Linked DNA regions of Mus musculus: regions 2 and 3 are each linked to region 1. Evidence: chromatin loops called from intact Hi-C (ENCODE). Cell type or tissue: heart. All regions are shown on one strand.

Region 1 (8,000 bases):
TCTCAACCATAGAGCCATCTCTCCAGCCCTTCAAACTATGACACTTAGGCTTTGTGAACTAGCAGCTGTAACTACTGGTGTAAAAACTGGGTCTTGGGCTGGAGAGATGGCTCAGTGGTTAAGAGCACTTACTGTTCTTCCAAAGGTCCTGAGTTCAAATCCCAGCAACCACATGATGGCTCACAACCATCTGTAATGACATCTGACACCCTCTACTGGTGTGTCTGAAGACAGCTACAGTGTACTTACATATAAATAATAAAAGCAAACAAAAAAACAAACAAAAAAACTGGGTCTTTGGTTCATCATTCCTGGATCTGAATTTGTGGAGACATAAGGCCAAAGAACTTAAGTACTTGTACATAGAGGTAAATAGCTAGAGGTACTTTATGAAAGCACGTGTTCTGAGTGGACTGTGACTTCAGGAGAGGTTCATGTGGCCCTGTAGGTTGGAAATAGAAAAGCCACTGGTTGTGCCTTATAAAACATTTCAAATTAGAAAGGCATTGGAGTGGTAAATGAACGAATTTATTATGTTTGTTCTAAACTGGCCTCTTGCCCCTGTCCCCCTTTTACACGTGTTCGGTTATCATGTGTGTGTGTATATGTGGAGGTGTGCATATTCAAGGCACATGTCAGAGGACATGTGTGGGGCCTGGGTCTCTCCTTCTACTATGTGTGTCCCAACGATCAGACTCAGTTTGTCAAGCTTGGTGGCAAGCACCTTCAGCTGCTGAGCCACCTTGCTGCCCCTTTCTTTTTCCAGAAACATGTATGCACACTGCTGTATTGTCTCCACTATGACTGGAGCTACACCAGTAAGTATATCCTTAAGTTTCTTCAGCTCCAGAGGGAAAATGGACCTAAATCAAGAGGGCTGCAGAACACAGGTGGGCTAGCTTTCCATCACTGTGGCAAAATACCTGAGACAGACAGCTTGTAAGGCAGATGGACAGGTGTGGGTGCAGCCTACCTTCCGCGGGGTTCTGTAGTTCTTTACTCCAAATTTCTCTCCTGGAGGGAAGAGAGAGACTCCTAAGCCTCATGAGCCTCAGGAAGCTCCTGAAATCTACAATCATGACTAGGCTCCTCCAAAAGGTGAGACAGTTAATCGTTCGTTGGTGGTGGTGAAGGAGGAGGAGGCTCTTCGGAGGAACTGCCTGCAGAGTATAAAGAATTCCAGAGTTCCACTTTTGGTTGAACTTTCAGAGATACAGCTGCCATTGTATCACACACACACACACCCATCCTCACACACACCCCAACTCTGTAAATAACATTGGTTCAGTACGCTAGGTGTGGTGGTTTGAATAGGAATGGCCCCCACAAACTCATGTGTTTGATTGCATGGCCCACAGTGAGTGGTATTAGTAGGAGGTGTGGCCTTGTGGAGGGAAGCGTGTCACTGTGGGAGCAGGCTTTAAGGTCTCCTATGCTCAAGCTTCGCCCGGTGTGGCACACAGTCTCCTGCTGCTGCCTGTGGATCCGGATGTAGAATCCTCAGCTCCAGCACCATGCCCGCCTGCAGGCTGTGGTGTTTACGATAATGGATGAAACCCTTGAACCTGTAAGTCAGCGTGAACTAAATGTTTCCTTTATAAAAGTTGCCCTGGTCTTGGTTTCATGGCAATGAAACCCTCAATAAGTGGCTTGGGTGGAATTATTTGTGAATTTGGTCTTTGGCAGTAACCTGTCTGGGCTTCATATGGGTGCACTCCTGCAGCACAGGGGAAGGTTTCCAAACTATAGCAACAGATAACATGACTACTGGGGCATGTGTCTGTGGTGGGAGTCCTGCTACTCTACCTGAAGCCCTGTGGGGTTGTGGATTGACAATGACAAAAACAGTGCCATCTTTACCTGGTATTAAAAAGTTACTAAGAATTCTTTTTTTCTCTCTTTTTTTCTCCCCTCCCCCCCTTTTTAAATTTTTGTCTTTTTTTTTTGGAGTCTGTCTCATTATGTAGGTCTGGATATCCTGGAGCTGATTCTGCAGCCCAGGCTGGTCTCAGACTCACAGAGCTCTGCCTGCCTCTGCCTCCCAAGTTCATCAAAGACACATGCCACCGTGACTAGCTACAAATAACTCTTAAAGTCATAAAAAAACCAAGACTACAGGCAACCCAATTAAAACCAAATGTGGGGCTGGAGCTATGCCTTCGTGGGTGAGTGCTTGCCTAACATTCGAGAGGTTCTGGGCTCAGTCTCCAGCACCATCTGCACATGCCTGCAATCCAAGCGCTCAGGAGGCAAAGGCAGGGTACACTCGAGGTTATCTTTGGCTACATAACAACTTTGAAGTTAGTCTAGGATTCATGTACCTCTGTTTAAAAACAACATCAACAACAATGAAAACAACTGAACCAAATAAGACCAACCTTGGTCCTTGGCAACACCCTGTCAAAGAGGAGTGATGCTGCCGGGGCTGGAGAGACAGCTGGCTCAGCAGTTAAGAGCACCGACTGCTCTTGCAGAGGACCCTGGTTCAGTCCCCAGCACTCCCAACGAAGCTCACAATCATCTGCAACCTTAGCTTAAGGGGATGTAAAGCCCTCTTCTGACCTCCTCTGTCACTGCACACATCTAGGTCACAGCCATGCACGCAGGTACTCACACATGCATGTAAAATAAAAATGAGCACATCTCAAAGCAGCAACAACAAAGGCTGGGGATGTAGATCAAACTGTTTGCCTAATATGTAGAAGACCTTGAATTAAACTCCCAGCCTCCTCCTTTCAAATATTTGAAGTGATATTTCCCAGAAGAAGTTTAGGCTGTTGGTGAACAAAGGAAAGATACTACCGTGCAAAGGCACATAACATTCATTAGGAAAATACACGTTAACACATACATTGTCGACGCCCTGGTCTCCAGTGTGTTCTTGGGATACTCCAGGACCCCTCGCTCAAGCTCTGCCCCAGGACCCTTCACTTCCCTGATGTGTGCTGGCTGTTGTCATAGCCTTGGTTGGCTCCCATCCTACTACCCTCATTAATGGGGCGTGTGCTGACTTTTTGCTAGATTCCCGGAGGGTCCTGATCCTCCCAAGGGGCTTGGCAGGACGCCCATGGGGACGCAGCCGGCTATATTCTGGAAAATCTGTGTTCGAAGACCATACCTCATCTCTCACTTTGGGCCCAGGATTTCGAAGAACTGACAACTGAATTCCCCTCGTGGGGCTTCATCAAGGGACGCCTAGTTAATGATTTGTGTGGTCCAGGTCCCCAAGTTTCCAGGCTTCTGATGGTGGGTGGCAACACTGCTGCAAGAGCAGATGAACCGGAGGCTCCACCTTTGTGCCTAGAAGTCCCGGAGGCGCTGGCGGGAGGGCGGGTGCTGCAGGCGGCTCCCTGGACGCAGGGGCGGACCCGGCTCCTTCCCGCTCACTCGGGTCGCTGCCCTTGAGTCACTCCGGCAGAGGGCGCCGGCGCCGGCCTCTCTGCCCATCGGGGCGGGCGAGCTGGGGACCCTGCCTCCTGCGCGCCCGCCCGCGTTCCGCCCCCCCTGTGCTCTTCCCGGCGGCCGGCGGGACGCCCGTGCCCGAGCCCCAGAGTCTCTGCAGTGAATCGGTGCATCGGGGCAGGGAAAAAGGGACACCAGAGTGGCCCTCGAAGGGGACCAGCCTGCGAAGCGCGAGGAAGGAAGAAGCGGACGCGTGGCGGGGAGGGGTTGAGGCGCCCCGGCCCGAAGCCCAAAGGCCGAGCGCGCGGTAGGCGACCGGGCACCCACGGCCCGCAGCATGGCTCGGGGCTGGGTGCGGCCGAGCCGTGTGCCTCTGTGCGCCCGGGCCGTCTGGACGGCTGCGGCGCTCCTGCTCTGGACACCCTGGACGGCAGGTAAGGACCCTGCGTGCGCCCTCCGAGCATTGCCCGCTCTTCCACCACTCTCTCGGCCGCCGCGCGGGCGCCGGTGCTCTCGATCGAGGGGCGCCAGGCAAGGCCATGCTTCGCGCGCTCGGCGCCAGCTTGGGCCCGTGCCCTCAGTCGCCTGGGGCTGGTTCCAATGAGCTGCGCTCTAGGGACCACTAAGTGTTTCCAGAGGCCGGGGTGGGCAGCGGCCGGGAGCTTTTCTTAAGTACATCACAGTCGAGATGTGCACCGGTAGACGTGCTCTGTGTGACCCAAGACCTGGACTCCATCGTTTCTTCCCAGGTCACCGCCGTTCCAGTCCACATGCATCCCTTGAACCTTGTCTGCCTCCGGGGCAGATGCGGTCCTGAGTTAGTCTTTTTTTTCCCCGGGGCAGTGGGGAACGCACGATCGAAGGTCTTGGCTTCCCTTTTGTTGAAATTGGTGGCCAAAGTGGTGTTTGGTGGGTCCTGCTTAGCTGGGGGCTTGGCCCCGGGATTTGATTTGCGAGGCTGAAGGGGAAGTGCCCTTCCCCCTGTCCTCGTAGTGTTTTCTCGAGCGTTTCTTCCACCTCTGGAGGATTCTGTGTGGGCTTGATCAGGGCTCAGGAGACCCTGTCAAGGAGCACAGACGTGTTTTTGGAGGATACCTGGGTAGAAATGACTGTGGTGGCCGGAGGAGGAAGAGGCGATGATCCTCCCAGTGCAAACCCTAGAGCACCTACTGGCCGTCAGGTCTGTGGCCCGAATCCCCGCGGCCTGTTGGCTCGGCTGAAGGTAGGCACGGCCTCCGGGCCCAGGAGGGTCAGGGACTCTTGAGGTTTGCCCTAAGTTTCTGAGCTGCGTGAGACGCGCCCTACTGGGACAGTGACTTCAGTGTTCCCCAGCCCCCCAGTGTTCCCGCAAGCAGGTGAGAGTTAAGGGGCAGAGTCAGGCAGCAGGACTTGGGGATCTTTCCAAGTCCTGCTGTGCGGGGGCGCTTTCTTGTGTCGGGTCCAAAGAAGGAAGGAAATGCTGAGCAACCTTCCAGGAGGGCGTTTGGGTTTAAACCGATGCTGATGGTATTTACCGTTTCTGATCTCTTGATTTGCATTGATACACCTATCCCCGAAAGCAGGAACCGCTGATTGCAGAATGAGAGTGCCCTGTATCTTAAATTAATGTCATTACCAAACTGCCCGCCCCGCAAGAATTCCCCCTTCTCCACCATCAAGAAATTCTTTTGAAACTAAGGGGCTATAAACTGGTCGCCTCCATAGGGATTTTGGCCTTTGCCACAGGCCCTTACAAATCTTGTGGTTTGGGGTGTCTTGAGGTGTAGCTGGGGTGGGGGCACAGGATCCGCTATGGTAAGGGGGCAGGAGCCTTGGTTGCTTAAAGTCAATTTTGTAACCAGAGTAGAAAGGCCTACTTGCATTTTGAATGTATCAGTTTGAGGACTGCCTTCACTTGGGTAGGAAGGATAATCGCGTCTGATGAAGAAAGCCACCAGCCCCCCCCCCCCCCATCTGTGGGGGTAATTTATCTTTGCTAGTGAAATGGAACTGTAATCTCTAGAAAGACTTTGTTTCTCTTGTTTCTGGATTGTTTGCTAGTCTAGTCGATAGATAACAGGCATGCTTGTTCGTGTACACACACACACACACACACACACACACACACACACACACACACACACGAAATTATACAGGGCACGTGGGTGTTTGAGATCTTTTTTGTTGTTAAGGAGTGAATCCCAGCAATTGGAGAGTTCTATACTTGAAAGGATTTGGGATGTAAAAACATGAAAAAATTATTTTAAAAGGATATATGTTCTTATTCCATATTTTAATAGAAAGACTCCATTCCCTAAGGACAGGAATACCTGCTTTGGGACTCTGTTCTCAGGGGTAGGCAGGACAGGAGTGATGGGGCTTTTGCCTTCTCCTGCCTCTCATTTCTGCAGGGCCCAGATTGCCTCTGGCCCATATCCCTGAGTGGTGGTCACAATACCCAATGACAGTCTTCTTAGAAGAAAAGAAATGAGATCATCTTGTGTAAAAGACTTTGTGGAAACAGAAAAGATTTTGTGTGTGCAGTAAAACATGTTTTTCTTATTATGGTTGAGTACCAAGCAGGGAAGAGCTACACATTCGAAACCTTTCAGTGTTTCATAACAATTTCAAGTCGAGCCCTGGCATCCAGTGATGAAGAGCGCCACCCTGAAAATCCGAGCCTCACGGACTCCTTTGGGACATACATTATCAGGGAAGGGATCCGACCAGCCAGGTTCCATTTAAAACAAAACAAGACAACCCAGAAGGTGGTTTTTCTTCTGGAGAGTCATAACCTGAGGCCTCCAGCATGCTAGGTTGGCACCCTCCCTCTGAGCTGGGCTCTCCCTGTGGCTGCTCTTGCTTAGTTAACCTGGTATAGCGAGAAAGCCAATAAGCTTTCTGCTTGGTATTTTTGCATGCAAACCCAAACCCAAACCTAAACCACTGGTTTAAAAAACGTGCATTTTTGGGAGCAGTTTTGATGGCAATCCCCTGCAAAGGCTGGAAGCAGCACCCAGTGACTTTTCTATTCTTGTTGTTAAACATTCTTCCCATTGTTTACCCAGAACGTAGCTGTAATTGGTGTTTGTGTGACTTGCAGAGAGTCTCTCACTAGTTGCCTCTTTAAACAGATAGCCTGGGGAACTTACAAGCCTGGCAGAAGCTACACTTTATGCAGGCTTTTTTCTTTTTTCTTTTTTAAAGCATCTTCTAAAGAGAATGGGATGGATACTCAGGAGTTAGAAGTGGCTTCTTTGACTGGTCAGGGAGGTGAATCCTTCTTGGAGGTATTTCAACTCTTCTTTAGAGTGTGTTGTGGGGATGGCCAGGAAGGGAAGGTGTCATTATGAAGCACGCTACTACTAAATGGTATGCTACTGGAAGGTTCATGGAGTGTCCCCTAAGGTGACATAGATCTCCCGGCATCTATCTGCCGGTTGTTTGGAGACCTGGAGAGGAAACAGTGATCTCCTTGCTACCCAGTTGTGACCACTGGATTTGCTTTGCTATACCCCACTCGAGATTCCCTGGGCTGGCCATTCCTACGTGGGTCTTCTGGCTGGGACTACTCTTTGTGAGCCATTAGACTGTTTCCTCCTTGGGGAACCCCAGTGACTACTTATATGGGACCCTATGTCCCCAATGGCAAACACACAGGATTTCCAAGCAGAGCCAGGATTGTGTTTTTCTTGGGTGTGTGTGGTTACTAGTCAATTTGTATAAAAGGCTGTTGGGTAAAAAGGACCCATTTGGTCACTGTGGCTTTGGAGTCTTGGATTCGTGCCATTCCATTCGTACCATCCCCTGGTGACAGTGAGGTGCTGACGGGGCGGTGTAACCTCTCCAGTTTTGGAGTTTAAAAAAAACAAAAAACAAAAGCAAAGCAAAGCAATTAAGGGGACTGCAGCCCAGGAGCTATGGCGGGAGCCTACTTGGGCTGTTGAAGGCCTTCTTCACCTAGCATGTATTTATTTGGTTTGGTTAGAGGAGCTTGCCAAGTTGGAACCCAGGGTGGAACAGCTCTGCTTACATGTACAGCGCTCATAAAAACTGTCTAGGGTGTAATGTGTTTGAAGTCATATTGACAGAGCAGCTGAGGAGCGGTTGGTTGGACCATGGTGAAGATTTTCGTAACACTTTTCAAAATGGGATTGGTTTTGGTTTGGTTAAGCGTCGCTGATGAGTTTTCTGGGATACGTTTCCTTTAAGTTCTAATTCTGATCTCACCTCCCTGCCCCCGCCCCCATCAAAAAAGCCAAAGGGAAGGAAATAATTACAGAAAAAAAGTTGAGCCTAATTCGACTAAGTAGCTTGGCCTCTAGAAGGTCTTAAGCCCCAATGGGAAGTGTGTGTGTGTTTAATTGTGTTGGAATGAGCTTCAGTAAGCTCTCTGCCACTTCTGAGATGTTATCAGGGGAGAATGTGGCTGCTGCCCTGAACCTCTGAGAGTGGGGGAGGGGTCCCCCCATCACCAATGCACCCAGCTTAATGGCTTCCAAACCCTCCTGGAAGGGCAGCTAACAGGATGTACAGTTAAATTACAGAAACATTTTGGCTTGAACTCGTCGTAACATTTATGCTGTGGAGTATAGGAGCTGCCAGGCACATGTGACTAT
Region 2 (8,000 bases), 72 kb after region 1:
GTTTGAGTCAGCAATGTCTCCAAAAGCCCACCCATTGAAGGTTCCTAGCCTGTCCTGCTGTTGCGACGTGGTGGGGTCCTTTAAGAGGCGGAGTCTAGCAGTAGAAAGTGATGTCACCGCAGGCATGTCCTAGAGGGATATTGCATCTCCACACTCTTCTTGTTTCCTACTTCCCAGCCACTGCTAGGTGAAGATTTCTTGTATACTGTGTGCCTGTGCGCTGCCTGTGTCCTCCTATGTTGCCCCCAGCCTAGGCAACCCCACAGCTCACCTCAGCTGAGGCTCAGGCTGAGAAGCCGGTGTGTGTATGTGTGTGTGTGTGTCTGTGTCTGTGTCTGTGTTGTGGTCTGCAGGTGTTGGGTGCTCACAGCGGCTAAGCTCCACCCTCTCCTCATTGGCCACTTTGTTTCTCTCTCTCTCCCCTGCTTTCCTGCCTTTTCTTTTTCTCAGTTTTTGTAGCTTCCTCTTCCCTCCCACTTCCTGAAACTCTAAATTGGTCTCTGTAGAACAATTAATGCCTTTATTATCGTATATTAAGTATATACTATAATGGGTTTCATTACGTTACACATATGGGTATTTCATATTTTTGATGATTATTCAATTTCCAATATACTCTCTTGTTCCAATTTCATTCCCATTGATCCTTCTTCTCTTGCTAGATATTCCTCTTTCTACTTTAATGTTCACCCTCCCTCTGTGTGTGTGTGTGTGTGTGTGTGTGTGTGTGTGTGGTATGGTGTGTGTGTGGTGTCTATGTGTGTGTATGGAGGATAGGGTACGGGATATGATTCATTTTATCAGCATTGCTTATAGAAGCATGGGTGAGGGGTTTCCCAGAGGAACAGGGACACCTGTGGTTACACCACTGAAGAAAATGTCTATTCCTCCTCTAGCAATTGTATGCGGCCCATGGATTCTTAAGGATAGGTGGGGTTTTGTGAGCCCCTCCCATTTTTGAGGGTCTTCCTGTCTATCCCAGGCTAGCCTGGAACTCGTAATCCTCCTGCCTCCTGCTTATCCATGCTAGGGTTGCAGATTTTATTTCACTGCACCTGTTTCTAGCCATCCCTAAGACATCTGACTTTTTTTAACTTTGTCTTTGGTTATAGACTTCAGCCCAGAACCTCACTTACTCAAGGCAAGGGCTCTGCTACTGGCTAAAATCACAGCCTAGTTTTATTTCAGATATTTAGAGTTGTGCAGTCAATCTTTAGGCTCTTCCCACACCCTTACAAAGATCTCCGTGCCCTTAGCTGTCACCTACTGTTCCCTACTCCCACCAGCCATCCCTAGCCACCTGCAGGGGTCCCCTCTGTCCCATTGTACTTGCATGCTCTTTATATTTCATGGATGTGGTCTTCTGTGATTGGCTCCTAGGCTGATGGTTTGAGGTTTATCCATGTTGGAGCTCCTGTCTGTACTCAGACCTCTGTAATATAATCATAGCTCATTACTTTGGTACGTCGTGTTCTGTGTACCTGCCATTGTACGAATGTTTGAATGGTTTCTGCATTGTGGCTCTTACAACAATGTGCCTGAATACTGGTGTCCGAGTTTTTATGTGGGAAGACCGTTGGGCTATTTCTAAGTGCCCGCCATCCTCTTAGCTAACTTCTCTTACTCCCCCATCTTTCTTCTCCCTTTCCCGACTTTTTCACTTCCTTCTTCCTTCCTCCCTTTTCCCTTCCTCTTCCCGAGTGTGCATGTGCACATCTGTGCGTGTGCACATGGGGGCCGGAGGGCCACCCTCAGCTAATCTCTTCTCACTCTGTCATTTTCAGTAGAACATCTGTTTTACTTTTGTTTCTTGTTGCTGTGACAGAAGCAACTTATGAGAAAAGGGTTTTTTGTTTGTTTGTTTGTTTTTTGTTTTTTGTTTTTTTAAGTGAAGTCCTTCACAGTGGGAGAAGTCAGGGCAGCTGGACCCTGCAGGAACCAAAGAATCGCATTACGTTCAGTGAAGAACAGTCAACCATGGACTAATGCACGCTTGCTAGCTAGTGCTTAGCTCACCTTCTCTATTAACACAGCCCAAGACCCAAACCCGGGGAATGGTAAATCTCACTTTTAGGCTGGGTCTTCCCACCTTAACATAAATAAGACAATTGCCCCCTCCCGAGATATGCCCTTAAGCAACCTAATCTGCACAGCCCCCTCCCTGAGTCTCCCTCCCCAGCTGGTTCGACATTATGTCAAGTTGACAGACCATCAAGACTCCCCCATCTTAGTTGGGAAGTGGTATGTCCTAGTAGTTTGAAATTGTGCTTCATGGATGGCCACCATCACTGAACATACTTGTGAGTGCCTGTTGGCCATTGGCACATTACAGGGGGAGGATATGACTAGTTAGAGCCTTTGACTGGATTTGATCAAGTTGTCTTAAACAAGAGAAATTCACACCTCGATCTTCTGGAGGCTGAGGGCTGATAGTCAGAGTTGGTAAGGTCGGGCCCACCTTTTCTGTGTCGTAGTACAGACAGCAGCAAACTCTCCACTTAGGCTTGTAGTTAATCTCAACTGGGGCCACACCCACATGGTTTGGAGAGTCAGCCTGATCCATTCCCAAGCTACACTTTGGTCACCATGAATTTAGGGGAAATGCAAATGTAGTCTATTTCTCTCTGTCTCTGTCTGTCTCTTGTCTGTCTCTTGTCTGTCTCTGTCTCTGTCTCTGTCTCTCTCTCTCTCTCTCTCTGTGTGTGTGTGTGTGTGTGTGAAAGTGTAAGAGAGAGTGGGGGAGAGAACACTTGTATGTTGAGTGCACATGCACTTGTGTAGCCAGAGGACAACTTGTTTGTTTGTTTGTTTGTTTGTTTGAGAGGCAGGATGTCTCTCTGGCCTGGCACTTCCTATGCAGAGCCTGTATTGAGTCCAGGAATCTCCCTTTCCACCTTCCCAGTGCTACAATTACAAACACAGCCACCACAGCTCACACTGTGGTTTTGTTTTGTTTTGTTTTGTTTGTTTGTTTGTTTGAGGGTTCTGGGGACAAGGCCTACTGACCAAGCTGTCTCTCCAGCCCTCTGTTTAAACATTCTGTCACTTGCCTCTTGATTTCTGAGTGTCTTCATTTGTCTGTAGCACAGAAGGCAGCCCTGGTTGCAAGTTCCTTTCACATACAGGGAGTCAGGAAGTGCTGTAGAAGACGCCATGACACGTCTGTGTGTCCTTAGGACCCGGAAGTGTCCCCCTCATGTGAGAAAGAGTGAGCTCTCAGGGAGCGAAGGCCTCTTTAAGCTGATAGGTATCTCTTTTTCTGTCAACCTAGAAGCCCTTTGGAACTGTCCTGGTTTTGTTGTTTTGTTTGTTTGTTTGTTTTTGTTTTTTTCTTCTAGTGCCTTATTCAGACCACCCCAATTGGAGTCTCTCTCTCTAATAGCCCCACTTGAGGCTGCAGCTATTTCCAGTATGATCTCTCGGACCCTGCTGGAGCAGTGCCCTGGCCTTGTGGACTGACTTACTTGTGTTCTCACGCCCCACAGGATATGCTGAGGGGAGACCTTATATGAATTTTGAAACCATGGCCTTTCCACACACACCCTAGTTCACTAAATAACGACTCGGAGACTGATTATTATGATTACATGCCGAGGCCAAAAGCTAGGACTTGTTCCCCGACTAGTTCATAACTTAATTATCCCATGTGTTCTATTCTAAGTCCTGCCACGTGGCTGGGTACCTGGTGCTCAGGTTCATATGCCCAGCTTGCCATCTCATTCCTGTGAGAATGTCTCGTACTTCCCTCTATCCTAGAAATCCTCTCTCTACCAGATGTCCCACCTTCTAATCCTGCTTTATGTCATTGGCTGTAGGCCTTTTTATTGACAGGTGAAACTTCCATACATTACACCAAAGATCGCCTCTGCAGAATTTCCTAATTACGATCACTCCAGGTTGAGGCGAGCACCTTTATGTGGCTCCAACACTTATCCATTCCTGTCCCATGGAAAACTTTCTCAAGATTTGCACACTAGAATCAGAGACTCCAGAAAATACTTCAGTCTTCCAAGTCTGTGCAAGAGAAAAAAATTGTAAACACTCCTTAGCAGGGCTGAGACTCCGCCCAGAACCTTTGCAGTGGTGTTGCCCTCTCTGCAGGGACCTTCTGGGTCCTCACAGATGAACACCCAGACTTTATACTCCTCCGGATCCGGGCTGCTTGGCTCCCTTCTAGAGGCCACTCCCTGGAAGGGAGGACTGGCCTGCTTACCGACCTGGAGTCCTGTGAGATACCTGGTATTGCATGTGCTGCTGAGATGTGCATGTTGCTGGGGACAGAGTGGTGACTGTGGCAGGGAGCAGCACTGTGTTCTGATTCCTGATCCTGTGCCCTGCTTGAGGGAACCCTGCTGTGCCACCCTTCATCTGGAAGCCGGGTGATTGGACCACATCTGTGATTAGGATTCTGGGTAGCATATGGAAACCCTAAGAGCCAAGTGTTCTTTGTGTGAGCACACATCCCAGCTATGAAATGAGTGTGAGTTTTGTCTCCCTTGTTTTCAATTAGGACTGCTTCTGTGTATGGAAGCCGTACACACTCCATAAGTATCAGTGGACCCTTAATGTTAGCCTGGATGGCGTCTTCAGTCTGGAACTCCAACCTAGGCCCTTTCTGTGAATGCATGTGTGCACTGTGCACGTATGCCTGTAGTCTTCTGCATTTGCCCAGGTAAGTCACCAAGGGTCAGCGCCTCTGTCCTGGTTAGTGTGAGACAAGGAGCTCCCATTGTAACTTAGGTCCTATCCCTGGGTCCTGCCTGATGAACTGTGGTCTTTGTTCTCAGGTGCCACAATCAAGTGAGCAGGTTGCGCCTGGCCTTTGTTTCTTCTTCCCTCAGCAGGATCAGGACTGGATTCTGGGTGGGAACTAGCCAGCAGCTTTATCTGCCTGGCTGGAGGGGCAGCCTCACGCAGGCTCCCTGCGAAATCCGGAGGAGGATCGGTGGGCGAAGTTTCCACCCTCCCCCTCTCTATCACGTTAGCCCCCTTATTTTCTCCTGTTCATTTCGACAGGATTTATGCTTGATTAAGTTACCCTCTTTTATCATAATTAAAGAAAAATGTGGTGGGAGGGCCGTGAGGACTGTTCAATGAAAACCAGATTGTTGAACCTGCAGGGAAACAAGGGCCGCCCTGTTGCTCCCGGCCCCGCCCAGGCCCCGCCCAGGCCCCGCCCCAGGAGACTACTCAGCTGGGCGCAGAGAGGAGGCAATCTAAACTCTCCAAAGAGCAAGTCTTTTTCCTTGATGCCTGCCCAGAAGGTGGCAGGAAACAGTGGCATTGCCCAGGCATGTCATCTCTTGGTCTGCATCCTTCTGGGAGCTGGCCAATGTCACCCTCTTCTCCTGGGGGGGGGGGGGGGGGTCCGTGAATAACCGTAGGTCTCCTTTTCCGAAGACTTTCCTAGTGAGGCCAGTAAACCTGCTCAGAACCTGCTGGAATGTTTTCTAGAAGTGTGTTTGGAATTGGTTTGGCTCCTGTATCCTGTGCACAGGTCACCCAGCCTCATCAAGGCAACGCTGTGAGAAGGTCTTGTGGCTGCCCCCGGTTGTCAGAAAGCCTTGGTTAGTTAGGGTTGGCGGTGGAGTGATCTCTTTGCCGAAGCGAAGTGGCCCTGTTGTTGCTTCTGACATGGTTTTCTTACTCAGGAAGATGAGGTTCTTCATCTCAGTAAGAAGATAATTTAAGAATGGACCCTGGAGGGAGATCAGGGGACACTCTCAGCTCTGTATGAGAGAAAAGCAACAGGGTTTTTGGTAACTGCGTGGGGAGGAGAGGGAGAAAGTCATGGTGTTTTCATTTAGGCACTGAGGCTGAGAGACAGACAACCCTGCGTGTCATGGAAAACATACTGAGACTTTAGGTCAGTATCCCCACTCCCCAAAAGAAGAAAGATAGGAAAGGAGAAAGAAGAAAAAACACATTTAATGCTTGACCAAGGGCTTATGTTGAGAGGGCACCTGGTCCCAGGCTTGCCTGCCTGTCCCAGGGCAAAGGATTTCACCATGATCATGGGTGGGTGGTTAGAAATATAAATAGAGACAGTTCATTAATAAAGATACATGGCTTAGTGGTTAGAAACAAATCTTGATCTTCCAGAGGACCTGAATTCAGCTCCTAGCACCCACATCAGGCAGCTCAGGATCACCTGTCACTCCTGCTCCAGGGGGATCTGACATTCACAAACAGACCCACTGACACATGCACATCCCACAGACAGACACATGCACATCCCACAGACAGACACATGCACATCCCACAGACAGACACATGTACATCCCACAGACAGACCCATGCACATCCCACAGACAGACACATGCACAAACCCACAGGCACATGCACATACCCTCAGGCACATGCATATACCCACAGACACATACACATACCCATAGACACAAGCATATACCCACAGTCAGACACATGCACATACCAAAGACAGACACATGCAATATCCACAGGGACATGCACATACCCACAGACACATGAACAGACACACACACAGTCACATACCCACAGACAGTCACATCCACATCCCACAAATGGACACATGCACATACTCACTGACAGACACATGCACATAATTTAAAATAATAAAAATAAATGTAAGAAGGGGGAGTTCTCCCAAGACTAGCAGGGGCCCAGTGAGCTGAGGAAAGAGTCCCCCAAAGCATGGCACATGCGATGTGTAAGTTCAGTGTGGGACCTTTCACAGCAGCCCAGGTCTTCAGAGCCACGCCTCTAGGGCTTTTCCCGAGCATGTTGGGTTGTGTCTATGGAGCCCAGGTAGGGAAGGGCTCCCAGTGTATGTTCGCGCGCACCAGCTGACTTCTTTCCAGTGTGGATCTTGATGTTTCAGCCTGGAGTCCCTGGTCTCCTGCCACACTCTCCAGGACAGGCAGGGATTTAGAAATTTCTGGGGCCAGCAGGGTGGGCTGGATACTAGGAGAGGAGGGGGAGGGGCTCCAGGGAACCCCAACAGTGGGCTCAAGGGTTGTAGTCTGCTTCTTCCTTGCCATACCGTATAAAGTGTGCACTGGGTCCCCTGGGAGTGGGGCTGTTTCCAGGTAGGAGTTAGCTTGCCTCTTGCTACCTCAGGGGTCACATAAGGAAGCAGGTGATGGAGGCTGCCGGCTGGAACAGCTAGATTAACACGTGAAGGAAGATAGCTAGAGTTCTCTCTTCCTTGTTGCGAGTAATAAAGCTGTTCCCATTGCATAGAAGGTCATGTGTAGCCCCTGCTAGCCTGAAACTCAGGTAAAGCCCGATGATGACTTTGAAGTCTGAATCTCCAGACTCCACCTTTGTAGTGCTGAGGATGGAACACAGGGCGGTGAGCGTGCCATGTAAGCGCTCTACCAGCTGAGCTACAGTCCCAGCATCAGGTTCTGTTGATGACTGGGGCACTCACCAAGTGCTGGTGTGGATGTCTGTTTAGGGTAGAGGGCATTGTATATTAGTGTTCTACAGCTGCCATAGCAAAGCCCTCACACAGAACAAAGAATCATCTGCATGTGTGTGTGTGTGTGTGTGTGTGTGTGTGTGTATGCATGCATCTAAAGGCCAGAGGTGTCATTCATCAGACATCGCCTACCTGTTTTTTTGGGACTCTATGTACTCGTCTGTCACAAACCAAGTAGGCTGTGCTGGCTAATGAGCAGGCTCCATCTACCTCGCGTCCTCAGCACTGCGATTGTGCCACCACACCCATGTATAGGCCACTGCGCCCATCTATACACCACCACGCCTGTGTGCATGCTGCCGTACCCATTGTGGACCTCATTCCTCTCCAGCTTCCTTCCCATGTTCTCCAGTCTTCTTGCACCCGTGTTCACGACTTGTAACTCCATCTACTGCACAGAATTCTCCTTGGCATTTTAAATGGGTTCACGGTTTTTGTACTCGGGGAAAGGGTAGGTTCTGTACATCATACCTCTTCTGAAAAGGTCTGCTGTTCTGCTTGTTTGTTTTTCTCCTCTCCTAGGGTTGATGGCGAAACC
Region 3 (8,000 bases), 72 kb before region 1:
TGTCAGCTCATGATTAAAATTTATCTGTTATAACAGCACCCCTTTTTCCCACTTTTATTAAAAATAGATTTTTTTCTCATATAATATATCCTGATTATGGTTTCCACTCCCATCCAGATCAACTTCCTTTCTGTCTGTCATTAGATAACAAACAGGTTTCTGAGGGATACTAATAAAATAAGATGAAACAAAAACTAACACATTGGAGTTGGGCAAGACAAACAGTAGGAAAAGTGCCCAAGAGACGGCACAAGAATCAGAGACTCGACCTCTCTGTGCTGTCTGCTTGTGGGTTGTATTAATGAGGGTTCTCTAGAGTAACAGAATTTATAGAGTGGGGCGGGGGCGGGGGGCGGGGGGGGGGGCGGAGAAAGCACACGTATCGTGAAGATTTACTGGGATGACTTACAAGCTACAATCCAGCTAATCCAAGAATGGCTGGCTGTGAGATGAAAATCCAAAATCCAGTAATTGCTCAATCCATAAGACTGGATTTCTTGGCTAGTCTTCATTTCAGTATCTGCTGGAATCCCAAAGAAATAGTTTCCAATGCCAGTGAGGGAATGAAATATATGTGCTAGCAAGACTGGGGCAAGCAGACTATGAACAGCACCTTCCTTCTTCCATGGACTTCGATAGGCTTCTAGTAGGTGTGGCCCAGATTGAAGGTGCATCTTCCCACATCAAGATCCAGATCAAAGGTGTGTGTGTTCCTGCCTCAGATATCCAGAATAGAAGTCTCCCATCTCAAACCAAGCTAAAATAATCCCTCACAGATGTGCACTCCATTTCTGGATTCTAGTTCATTCCAGATGTAATCACGTTGACGGCAAGAACAGCTAACACATGGGTCTCTATCTGTTCCCATCTGCTATAGGAGGAAGCTTTTTTGATGATGACTGGGTAAGAGATTGATCAATAAGTATGGTGCTTGGCCCTTCAAGCAGTGTTGTGTATGGAAGGAGCCTTAAGTCAAATCAAGTATTAGCTGGTTGTTCCCACCAACTTTGTGCTACCATCTTACATGCAGGACAGCATTGCAGATTAGAGGGTTGTGACTGGCGTGGTGGTTACATTTTCTTTTGGGACCATGCAAGAGTACATTTGTTCCTGTGCCAAAGATGCTAGAACATAGGAATGAAGGCTCTATGTAGACACCAGCTAGACTTCATGTTCAATGAGTTGTGTGTTAGCATCAGTCATGGCATCAGTTTGTGGAGAATAGCCTATAGTATTAGCAACAGCCTGGGTTGTTTGGGGTTCCCATGGGATCCTTTTGGCCAACAACTCCATTAAATGTAACCCAGTCCTGGTACTGGCAGCTTCATTTGGTTACAAGAGATGGCCAGCTGGAGCTCTGTTCCTTCCCCCGTTGTTTAGAGATTTCATTTGGATTGCCTTCATATACGTATACATCTTAGAAAGCTTCTACTGCATACAGTTGTCATACTACCCCTCAAATGGCCCTTATTTAGCTATTTGTCCCTGTGTTCCCTCCCTCACGCTCTTCTCCTCTCCTCCTTACTTGCTCCTCCTGTTCCCATCCATCCATAACTATCTATTCTATTTCCCTTTCCTATGCCCCTTAGTCCCTTACTTTATACCTACCCTCTGTGGTTCTGTGGACTAATACCAGCATTCTTAAGCTGTGTCTACACGAGGACCTGGTTTCTGTTGGTGCTGTGAATTTGACTTTCCCCAGTGTACACTTGCTGCACCTGAGTGCTAACCTGAGCTATTGGAGAAGAGTTCTAGCATGTCTCTGTGCAGAGTAGGTCAAGGGAAGATGAAGTGGGTTAGGTAAGTAAGGCCGATGTGTGTGGGATCCTGGAGGCAGAGCTGAGGAGGTAAAGCTGTCCTGCTCCATGGTCTGCCACTGCTCCGTTCCCAGTGGGGGCAGTTGTTTAATGCCTAGCTGCTCCGTCCCAGTGGGGGCAGTTGGTAATACCTGGCTTAGGGAGGTAGGGAGCTGCTTTCAGTTCATGGTCTCACAAGAACTTTGAGACCAAAGCTATCTTAATCTTCTAAGGTGGTGGGGGGAGTTGTTTTTGTTTTTTTATTCCATTTTGGGCTCTGTAGGTAAGCTTACTTGCTGCCAAACAAGTGTTTGATTCTCCAGAGCTAAAATACTAATGGAGACAGTGAACTCTTACAAGTTGTCCTCTGGCCACCACACATGGACTATGACGCACGCGCACACGTGCAAGTAATTATGTATTTTTAAAATTCCATTTTGTCTGTAAGGTGAAAGGGGCAGTAATTAAATGACTATGTACTTTTTATCATTTGTTAGTAAATGAAAAAGAATTACAAGACAGTTTAACTGTTTTCACTTTTGTCTTAAAATAGATGTCCATCTGGATTTAGAAGAGCGCCTGGCAAAGTTTATGAAGACCGAAGAAGCCATCATTTACTCGTATGGCTTCTCCACCATAGCCAGTGCCATTCCTGCGTACTCTAAGAGAGGGGACATCATCTTTGTGTAAGCGCTCTCACCTGCACTCCTGACCACATTCCGCCAGAAACTGCACAGCGCTGGCAGCCAGGGTCCGCAGGTCCTCGATGGAACTTATAAGCTGAAAGGAAGAAGGAATCTTCCCGGGTTCTTGGTTTTGTTTTGCTTGTTTTCCTGGTCAAGACCCTTCCCCATGAGATGCTGGACAGTGCAGGGCTCACGCTCCTGGCACCGTGATTGCTTTTGCTGATGTCCAAATGAGGCATGCCGTCTCCTTCCCGTCAGCTCTGTGGCCCTGCCATGCGCTGAGTCATGGTCACAGCCTCACATTGCTTACTGTGCCTGGAAATGTCACATGCTCCTCATCACCCATCCTTCCTGGTCCCCAGGTCTCTATTGAGCTTGCCTCAGTGCTCATTAAGGATGGGAGCTGAGGCAGGGGCAGTGGCTCCGTGCTTAAGCGCTGGCTGCTGTTGCAGAGAATCCAGCATGGTTCTCGGCATCCATATACAGCAGACAACTGTCTGCAACTCCAGTTCCAGGATCTCTGATACCCTCTCCTGGTTCCTTGGATATAGGCACACGTCATGTATGTACGTATGATCAGACAATCACTCATACAGATAAAATAAAAATAAATATTTTTTAAAGGAATATAAGGGCCACCAGGTAGGGATACCCCTGACTGCTACGGCAAGTCTGCAGACTCAGGCGTGTCTCCTGAGTGCATGGGGTGCTGTTTACTGCAAGGGGAAAGCTGCTGGCCATGCAGCTGGCATCAACAGTTGTTAGCATCTTGCATTGAGGTTTACAAAACTGTCTTTTCACTATAGCAAGCTGTTTTCAATGACTGTAACTTACACATCATAAACATAAGGACAGGAAGGAAATGAAGATAAGCTAGTAAGGAGATGCTCTCTCGCATCCCCCTCCCATTTCCATGTGTGCGTGTGTATGTGGAAGCCCAGGGTTGGTGTTTGGAGTCATCTAGCAGTGTTCTCCCATACTCAGGACAACCTGAGCTCCCTGAGGGCTAGTCTGGCTAGCTGATTTGCTCTGGGGAGCTCTTCTCCTCACAGGGGGCATTTACACAGGTTCTGAGAAGCCAAGCTCCAGTCCTCACGCTTGTAAACAAGCACTCTAACTGCTGCACCATCTCTGATCCCTAAGTACACTTCTGGGGATATAGTTTATATCTTTTCTTGCTGACTATCTTAACCTACTAAAATATTATCATTTCAGGGGCTTGTTCCCATTTTTTGGTTTATACTCATTGTTTACAGGATTGGCCTCTCTGTGCATATGCGGAACTATTTCCTTGAGAACTCTTTCAGGCGTTCTGGGTGGAGATAGGCTCTTCCTGCCATTGGTTTGCTGGAAATCCGTCTCCTCACCTTCACCTTTGTTAAATCTGACTGATGATGACCTTCAGTCTTCCTGTCCCTTTGTGTGTGCAGCCGGCCTTTCGGGAAGTTTTCTACCCTGTTGGCATTCTCGTATCCTTTTCTACCCCCATTGGCCTAGATACTTGCTTTTTAATGCTGCCCCAAAGCTCCTGTGAGCCATCTTCACCATTTGCGAATGGCCTGTCCTGAGCTCAGGGACTGAGCTCTGTGGTGCTGACGCCTCTCGCCACACTTTCTTTTCCTGCTCAGTGTGCTCTTTTAGCACTTCACAGTCCGTGTTTCTTCCTGTCAGTTTCTGTTAGAACACTGAGAAGTTTATCCGTGCTTCCTCTGAGCTTGGGTTTCCTGAGAACGCTGTTGTGAGTTGCGTGAGTTCTCTTCATCACTGATTACTGTGGAGGCAGCCTCTGCTACCTTATTTTGAGGTTTTACTTTTTAAGATTTCTATTTAACATGTGGGTGTGTTGTCTGCATGTATTCACACCATGTGTGTTCAGTGCCTACCATGTGAGTGTAGTGCCCACAAAGGTCAGGAGAGGATGTCAGATCTCCTAGAGCTGGGATTAAGTATGGTCCTCTAGGCATCGTGTGCTGTTGGGAATTGAACCCAGGTCCTCTGTAGAGCAGCAGTGCTTGTCACAGCTGAGCCAGCTCGCCCAACCCGAGGTCTTAGTGATTGAAAGCTCTTGATGGTGTGAAAGTTCTGGGCAGTCAAGGATTGTGGCTTGTCTTTTCACAGTGGCTTAACTAGCATGCCCAAGAGGAGGTGTACTAGAAGTGATCTGTTGTATTGCCACTCTTCGAACACTAGAGGGCAATCCAAGCCCAAGTTCCTGTCAAGTTCATAGATGGTGGTTGTGTAGGGATGAATCTGAAGTACCTAGAAAGGTTGGTAAGTTTTCACAAGCCCCTGCCATAGGCCCAGGAAGCTTGTTCTGGGTGTCACCGGCATACAGAATTCTGTTCAACATGGCATAATCATTGTGCATAGATTTACTCTGCTTCCTGGGCCATACTTATACTGGCAACACTGACAAACTATGTGATGTCACAGGCCCTAAACCCACACATCACTGGTGACACGCCAGAGCACACCTACCAGAGTAGTCTGGACTGACTAAGGCAGAAATGGACTTTGTGACCCATGACCGGTGCAACTGGCATGGGTGATCCTGTCTCTTACGGAAGTTTCTTACACCAAGACATCCTCTGTTACCCAGGTGTTATCCTCAGACCTGAGGCAGAGAGTCAGTGGAATGTGTGCCTTCTCAGTGTTACACTCTGAAGTCAGGTCTCTGCTTTTCTTATTGTACCTCCCTGAATAGAGTCTTGGACCACAGTAATGGGTGAAGGTGATCCCTTGGCCACCTAGACAGGTGCTAAATGACTGAAAGCAAGTTGAGCTGTGCATGCATTTGAAGCCTCGAGAACCTGCGGAGGATGCACTGTAGCCCTGTAATTCTTTTGACCTCACCTGTTTGGGGTTTGCCCACTGTCTTTAACCTGTGGGTTTAAGTTGTTTTTGTATTAGGGTTGTAGCCAGGTTCTTTGTGTCATTCTGCGGTTCCCTTCTGTGACTAGTGACATGGATGCCAGCTCCCTTGTCATAGCTCCCTGGAGCTCTGTTCTCTTCTTCCCCTCAGCTGTTTCTCCCTGGCAGTGACTCGTTTCAATTATGTCTTCCTGGTTACTGATCCCTTCCCTCTGCTCCTTGGCTATTTCTTTTTCAGAGTTCCATCTCTGCAGGATTTCCTCTGTAACTTCTGTTTGCTCTGGCTGTCTGTTTTAACTGGCTTGTTTCAGGTTTGTTGGTCATGCTCATTGAAGCATTTTTTATCCTGGCTGCTTTGAGTTCACTCATAGGTCTTCTTGGGCCCTGTCAGCTTAGTGGCATGAGGGACACTTGATGGAGCTGATCCTCAGCTGGAACCTAGGCATTTCCTGTTACGTGGCTCCCCTCTGTGTTATGTGGGTCTCTATCTAACTGCTGCCTGTAGGTCACATACCCTGAGGGAGCTGTAAGTGCGGCCCCATGAACAACAACACTGAGATTCCCCTCCTAACTCAGTCATGTTTCTGGAGCATGAATTTTGCAGATGACAGTATTGGGGTGCCGTCTGTCTGGGTTGGCTTCCACTGACACTGGGGACATGGGAGGGAGGGAGCCGGCCACCATCTTGTACCTGCTTCAGCTTGGCACCCAAGGTCAGAGATTCTCCATTGCCACTGGGTGACGGTGACAGGTCTGATTTCCTTGGTGTTACCACTGACAACACCCATTGCCTCGTTGTTACCATGTGGGGTGGAAGCTTGTTCCCAGGGAAGGTGCAGGCTGCCGTCCTCATATTCCTCAAAGGCCAAAGGCCAAGTTCTTCCCTCCCCTCAGCGGGGGGTGGGCGAGTGAGGTTAGACCAGGTTCCCTGTGAGCTAGGTTACACGGATCCCTGTGCTGCTTGCCTATGCTCAGTGCTTGTTGTCCGGAAGTTCCGCCCGCAGCTAGACTGCCAACATTTCTTTTTAAAATATTGTTTTTTAAAAAAGACATTTATTTATATATTTATTTTTTATTTAATGTACATGGGTACACTGTAGCTGTCTTCAGGCATACCAGAAGAGGGCATCGGATCCCATTACAGAGGTTGTGAGCCACCATGTGGGTGCTAGGAATTGAACTCGGGACCTCTGGAAGAGCAGTCAGTGTTCTTAACCACTGAGCCATCTCACCAGCCCCTGCCAGTGTTTCTTTATGGAGCACGATGAAGTGCCATCAGGTAAACAGAGCTGCCACTAAGGGTGAGATTACTATTGCTTTCCAAAGTTCTTAGCAAGAGGAGCACATGAGTAAGCTCAGATGCCATGCACAGCATGGGTCATGAGTTGAGAGTGGTCAGGATGCAGCTAGCCATGTTTCTTGGAAGAGATTAAGTGAAGTAAGTCCTGTGGATAGGATGTGCAGCATGAAGAGCAAACAGTGGTCAAACGCTTTCTGTTTGCTGTGTTCCAGGTAACAGCTGGAGGCTGGTCTGCTACACAAGCAGGCATTCTTCTGAGAATGTTGACAAGGCCCTTTAACCCCAATTTGGTGCCTCTCTTCCTTGCAGGGACAGTGCGGCCTGCTTTGCTATCCAGAAAGGATTACAGGCATCAAGAAGTGACATTAAGTTATTTAAGCATAATGATGTGGCTGACCTGGAGCGACTGCTAAAAGAACAAGAGATTGAAGATCAAAAGGTAGGATCCTTTTGAAGGAAACTGTGCAGCTCTTTGTACTTCCTAAGCAGCTAAATTATAGATGAAATGGTAATTTGTCATTGAAAACTTGCCTGCGGATCGCATTTGGATGTTAGGTAAGGGTGTTCCTGCTTATTAAATGTATCTCAGCTTGGAGAGCCTTGTCACGTTATGCAGACGGGGCAGCATTCTACGGAGGCCGAGAGGAGAGCAGCAGCCTCCCCTTCAGGAGATGCAGAACTTTGGGTTCTACATATGAGCTGCAGAACACACTAAGGCTGTAATGGAGTGCGTGGATTAAATTTATAATATACTTATTTATGCCATCAAACCTTAGCCTCCTGAAACTGCAGGCAGCTGCTGTTGGGGACAGCCACCCTGAAGAGGGAATGCCTGGGTGCCCTGAGGATCCCTAGTGGTGGTGATTGGATAATGTCTCCCTGGCATCGCTGGAGTGTGTTTAAAGCATCATTGGGAGGAGTGTGCCTTACTTTTCTGGGCAGTGTGGATGGGAAGTCAAGCTGGTTGGAGACTCTGTAGCAGGACGCCATGATGTGTGACTGTCTTGGAAACCCAGTTGTCACATCTCAGGCATCCCTTTCTTCAAGCGGACCTTGCTCATGCAACTCATTCATGACAAGAGGAACTGGTGAGATACTCACCGCCGCCTTTGGTTTGGTGTTCATTTCAGTTTTTCCAATATTTGCATTATTCACTTAGAGTTCTGTCATCTGTGTTTAGGAGTCATCCTGTGCAATAGACACTTAATGAATATGCACAGTCATTGAATATGCATAAGCTCAGTGTGCTGTCAGCCAGTGTGCCATATTTACTCTGTCAAGAAAGGGCTAAAGAAGTCTGAAATTGAGACTGTCCCACAGAATAATTCTTTCAATAGACTAAAGAGA

What was found. Hi-C counts contacts between places; a loop is a spot of excess contacts. Peaks named below come from ENCODE experiments on the same cell type or tissue, not always from the same donor. Only the 100,000 strongest peaks of a DNase experiment are listed, where the experiment ranks them.
Region 2: it touches region 1 in a loop (2.1-fold over the local background); 2 of 42 quality-filtered maps call a loop at or near these places.
Region 3: a loop joins it to region 1, with 2.3 times the contacts of the local background. A loop is called at or near these places in 2 of 42 quality-filtered maps.

What each region holds. Positions count from the first base shown.
Region 1 is chr13:53,281,617-53,289,616 of GRCm38, reverse strand. Ror2 (receptor tyrosine kinase-like orphan receptor 2) reads left to right here and starts at 3,493. Exons shown (of 9, transcript NM_013846.4): 1 at 3,493-3,836. The coding sequence starts at 3,740. It overlaps Gm33574 (a long non-coding RNA gene), which reads right to left and starts at 3,436. Exons shown (of 3, transcript XR_382385.4): 1 at 3,119-3,436; 2 at 974-1,160. In heart, a CTCF peak has its summit at 3,407 (motif pointing right); DNase peaks (open chromatin) are centred at 3,306 and 4,036; H3K4me3 peaks cover 4,174 bases; H3K27ac peaks cover 4,685 bases.
Region 2 is chr13:53,209,231-53,217,230 of GRCm38, reverse strand. The region is part of intron 1 of Ror2 (receptor tyrosine kinase-like orphan receptor 2); the gene reads left to right. Among named protein-coding and RNA genes, the nearest start is that of Gm52058, 44 kb to the right of the region's middle. In heart, no CTCF peak of the experiment used is centred here; no DNase peak of the experiment used is centred here; H3K4me3 peaks cover 985 bases; H3K27ac peaks cover 2,581 bases.
Region 3 is chr13:53,353,243-53,361,242 of GRCm38, reverse strand. It overlaps Sptlc1 (serine palmitoyltransferase, long chain base subunit 1), which reads left to right. Exons shown (of 15, transcript NM_009269.2): 6 at 2,350-2,482; 7 at 6,963-7,092. Among named protein-coding and RNA genes, the nearest start is that of Sptlc1, 20 kb to the left of the region's middle. In heart, a CTCF peak has its summit at 4,674 (motif pointing right); no DNase peak of the experiment used is centred here.